2 separate regions of the Homo sapiens genome follow, and region 2 is linked to region 1. A link is an interaction called in ENCODE POLR2A ChIA-PET data of the cell type or tissue named here. Cell type or tissue: GM12878. All regions are shown on one strand.

What was found. Peaks named below come from ENCODE experiments on the same cell type or tissue, not always from the same donor. Only the 100,000 strongest peaks of a DNase experiment are listed, where the experiment ranks them.
Region 2: POLR2A ChIA-PET joins it to region 1 with 5 read pairs; 8 of 35 experiments call an interaction of 5 or more read pairs at or near these places.

The regions. Positions count from the first base shown.
Region 1 is chr1:37,818,610-37,821,109 of GRCh38, forward strand. The region is part of intron 9 of MTF1 (metal regulatory transcription factor 1); the gene reads right to left. Among named protein-coding and RNA genes, the nearest start is that of YRDC, 12 kb to the left of the region's middle. In GM12878, a CTCF peak has its summit at 1,441; a DNase peak (open chromatin) is centred at 1,465; H3K27ac peaks cover 579 bases.
Region 2 is chr1:37,979,942-37,982,441 of GRCh38, forward strand. SF3A3 (splicing factor 3a subunit 3) reads right to left here. Exons shown (of 17, transcript NM_006802.4): 7 at 1,788-1,870; 8 at 645-783. Among named protein-coding and RNA genes, the nearest start is that of SF3A3, 8.8 kb to the right of the region's middle. In GM12878, no CTCF peak of the experiment used is centred here; no DNase peak of the experiment used is centred here.

The DNA of each region.
Region 1 (2,500 bases):
AGGAGAATGGTGTGAACCCGGGTGGTGGAGCTTGCAGTGAGCCGAGATCGCGCCACTGCACTCCAGCCTAGGTGACAGAGCGAGACTCCATCTCAAAAAAAAAGGCCAGGTGTGGTGGCTCACGCCTGTAATCCCAGCACTATGGGAGGCCGAGGCGGGCAGATCACGAGGTCAGGAGATCGAGACCATCCTGGCTAATACGGTGAAACCCCATCTCTACTAAAAATACAAAAATTAGACGGGTGTGGTGGCGGGTGCCTGTAATCCCAGCTACTCGGGAGGCTGAGGCAAGAGAATGGTGTGAACCTGGGAGGCGGAGGTTGCAGTGAGCCGAGATCGCACCACTGCACTCCAGCCTGGACAACAGAGTGAGACTCCGTGTCAAAACAAAAAAAAAAAAATGAAGAGGAAGAGAGGCCCGAGCTAGGATGTTCAACCCCTCGCCATGTGATGCCCTGTGCTGCCTCAGGACTCTGCAGAGGGTCCACACCAGGAGGGCGGCCCTCCAGATGTGGCCTCTCAACTTCGGACTTCTCAGCCTCCATAAATGTAAGAAATAAATGTATTTTCTTTATCAATTACCCAGTTTGGGGTATTCTGTTATAAGCAACAGAAAATGGACTAAGACAATAACCAAAAACCTCTTCAAAGGCCTCTGTGAGGATGAAATGAGATGATGCACGTAGGACACTTGGCACATGGTGAACATTCAGTAAACATTCATTATTTAAGACCGGGCGCGGTGGCTCACGCCTGTAATCCCAGCACTTTGGGAGGCCAAAGCGGGCGGATCACCTGAGGTCAGGAGTTCCAGAACATTATTTATATTATTACTAAGTAGGACTATAAACCTATGCCCAGAAAATCACCCTTTTCGCTCTAGTATACTTCCTATTACATGGGCTAAAAGGTTTCCACTTTCTTGAAGTCTTATCTTGAGGCAGCTTTGTCTTTTATCTCGCTAAAAAGGAAATTTAAAATTGCCTCTAAGATGAGTGTGGGAGGAAAGTGAAAGCTTCTGGCTACGTTATAGCAGATGACACTATAAAATAATAATGGAGGCTGGGCGTGGTGGCTCATGCTTGTAATCCCAGCACTTTGGGAGGCCGAGGTGGGCGAATCACCTGAGGTCAGGAGTTGGAGACCAGCCTGGCCAACATGGTGAAACCCTGTCTCTACTAAAAATACAAAAATTAGCCAGGTGTGCTGGTGCATGCCTGTAGTCCCAGCTACTTGGGAGGCTGAGGCAGGAGAATCGCTTGAAGCCAGGAGGCGGAGGTTGCAGTGAGCCAAAACTGCACCACTGCACTCCAGCCTAGGCAACAGAGCAAGACTCTGACTCAAAAAAAAAAAAAAAAAAAAAAAAAAAAAAAAAAGGAGAAGTGAGACCCTAAATATCTGAAAAGAAAATGGATGACTTGTTTCACTCAGCACCCCAGGACAGGGCCAGAGAAAACAATAAAAACCACATGGAGGCGGGCTGGGTCACAATACTGGAAAGCCCTTTCCAATGACTCTAGCTATCTAGAAATGGACATAGGCTCTCTAGATCTAGACGGGGTTGGCACCCTAGTTCTGGAATTTGAGTGTTCTCCCTGTTGAGCCCCAAATGGCCTTTCTAGTGTGTCTAATAGTAGCATACATCCACCTCTAGGTTCTCCAACTTAGTACATCCTTTTCTCCATCTAATTCCTACCCATATCTCAAGGCTGACCTGACCTGTATGGCCACCCAACAAACCATTAGTGTCTGAACCCCTCAACGCAGTGGCCAAGAGCCACCAACTCTGGGATCAATCTGCTTATGCTTAAATCCCAGCTTTGCCACTTGTGAGCTCTGTGAACTTCAGCCAGTCACTTAACCTCTCTGGACCTCTGCTCTCCATTGGGAAAATTAGACCTACCTCCTAGGATTGTTGTAATATGTTAAAATGTGTTTTGTGTGACATATAGAGCTGCAGCTATACAGAGATAGTAAAAATATCAATGATTGCTAGGGGAGAGGGAAGTGGTAGAAGGGATGAATAAGTGAAGGACAAGGAATTTTAAAAAATGTGAAACTATTCTGGATATTGCTTAATGGTAGATACATGACATTATGCATTTGTCAAAACCAATAGAACTGTACAGCACAAAGAATGGACCCTAAACTATGGACTTTAGATAACAATAATGTATCAATACTGGTTCATCAGTTGTAACCAATGTACCACACTGTTGCAAGATGTTAGTAATAGGGGAAAAAAACAAGATGATAGGGAGAAAAAACAATAATAATAATAGGGGAGGGCTGGGCATGATGGCTCACGCCTATAGTCCCAGCACTTTGGGAGACGGAGGCAGGCAGATTGCTTGGGTCTAGGAGTTCAAGACCAGTCTGGGCAACATGGCGAAACCCCGTCTCTACAAAAAATACAAAAAATTAGCCAGTCATGGTGGTGGGTGCCTGTAGTCCCAGTTAGGAAGCTAAGGTGGGAAGATGGCTTGAGCTCAAGAGGTGG
Region 2 (2,500 bases), 160 kb after region 1:
TCTCTCCCTGGAGAGTTCAGGAAAAACTCATGTTTATCCCTAGAAGTGAGAATGTAGATTCCTAACATATGATCTGATAAGCTCTTGGTTGGCAGGAACCACATAGCAGTAATGATGTGATTGGTGAAAATCTGGGCACAGTCAAAGGCAAGTGGACCCTGGCAGTCTTGCTCCAAAGTACACTCAAAAAAACTCACATACGGCCAGGTGCGGTGGCTCACACCTGTAATCCCAGCACTTTGGGAGGCCGAGGTGGGCGGATCACCTGAGGTCGGGAATTTGAGACCAGCCTGACAAATATGGAGAAACCCTGTCCCCACTAAAAACACAAAATTAGCCGGGTGTGGAGGCGCGTGCCTGTAATCCCAGTTACTCGGGAGGCTGAGGCAGGAGAACTGCTTGAACCCGGGAAGCGGAGGTTGAGGTGAGCCGAGATCCCGCCATTGTACTCCAGCCTGGGCAACAAAAGCGAAACTCCGTCTCCAAAAAAAAAAAACATAGCATACTTGGCAGGGAATACCTCATTGTCACAAGTGATACCAAGGAATTGATACCTAATGCCCTAAAGTGGAAGCTCAAGATAAAGGAAAATAATTACTTCAATTCCCTGGCATGTCCACCATTCACATCCCACTGAAGCTCACCGGCCATCCAGGAAAGGTCCCATTCTCCCATTTCTTCTCAAACTCAGCCTGAATCTTCCCAAAAAGTTCATTCTGATCTTGGAGAGGCTTCACTCTATCTGTGTAATCCTGAAGGTACTCAAGCAGCATCTCTAGGTATCTACAGAGGAACACACAATGCAGACAAAGCAAAAAGGGTTTCTATTTTTGGTATCTTGTTATTCCCTGCAGAATATAAAGTACTTATAATTCTAGTAATGCTATCTTTTTAATACTCTTTTTTTTTTTTTTTTTTTTTTTTTGAGGCAGAGTTTCGCTCCTCTTACCCAGGCTGGAGTGCAATGGCGGGATCTTGGCTCACCACAACCTCCGCCTCCCGGGTTAAAGCGATTCTCCTGTCTCAGCCTCCCGAATAGCTGGGATTACAGGCATGCGCCACCATGCCCGGCTAATTTTGTATTTTTAGCAGAGACGGTGTTTCTCCACGTTGGTCAGGCTGGTCGCGAACTCCTGACCTCAGGTGATCCGTCTGCCTCGGCCTCCCAAAGTGCTGGGATTACAGGTGTGAGCCACCGCGCCCGGCCAATACTCATTTTTAAATGAACTTACAATGGACTTTTTTCCCAACATGTCATTTTGATTCTGACCTTTCCCGCCTCCTTTTATTCTCATAAAATGATGCTAAATACTAAGGTCTTAATTACTTTGCACATAAAAGATTTCAGTAAAAAGAAAATGAGAAAAAGAGGGGAAGGGTATAAAATCACTAATCAGGAGAGTAATTAACAAAAACATAAATTTTTCACTTATACATCACACCTAAGCATCTCACTTCAGTCACTATCTGAGAAAGTCTAATTTTTTTTCCCATTAAACTCCAAAAACACAGAAATCCCAGAGTGGGAGAGTTCCTTCTATAATGAGACAAAATTAAGAACACTATGGGCATAAGATGGAAGATGTGCCCACAGACACACCTTTGTCCACGTCCAGACTATCGCAAAGGTTTTAAAACCACATCATTCATAACCCCATCCTCCAATAAACCTGGAAGTATGCCTTCATGTATGCCTTCCAGGCAACAAATTCAGAACTTCACCCTCAAAAACTTCACATTATCTTCTAATCAAATCCAGGAGAGGCCTAGAAACTATTAATGCCTACCTCTTATACTCTGCATTCTTCCTTTCTTTAGGAATGTCAAATAATTGGTCAAAGATGGACAGGTATGTGATATAATCCAGCTTCTGAAAAGAGGAAAGAAATGACAAGAAATTCAGTTAGGTATTTATACTGTAACAAGTTACAATATAATCTCCAATAAGTGAGATCAAAATTGAGTGTTTTCTAAAGAAGTAACAAGGGCTGGCTAATTTTGGTTTTTTTTGCTTGCCTATCATTCAATCCTACTACAACTGGAGTGTTAATTTCACTGGACTGAAGGAAAATATCAGACATAATAACTTTACAAAATAAAGATCAAGTTAATGAACATTAAACTAAAAGAAACGTTTGTCGATTATTACCTCATGCTAGGGTCTTGGTTAAAGACTCTGACACCCTAAAACAAGGTGCTCAAAGGTGCCATTTGTTCACGCAAGTAACTACTTATTAAGCATCTTTGTACCAAGTACGGGGTACAGAAAACAACAAAACAGACAAGGGATCTGACTTGCCTGCATGGAACTTGAAGTTTGGTCACTACAACTCTGGGACATTTCTTCACAATTCCATGAGGAATCTAATCATGGATTTCCTTGTGATCCTTTTGAGATTGTCATATTAAACCTCATCTCTTGTGATAAGCTATTTTTTTTTTTTTTGAGACGGAGTTTGGCTCTTGTTGCCCAGGCTGGAGTGCAATGGCATGATCTCGG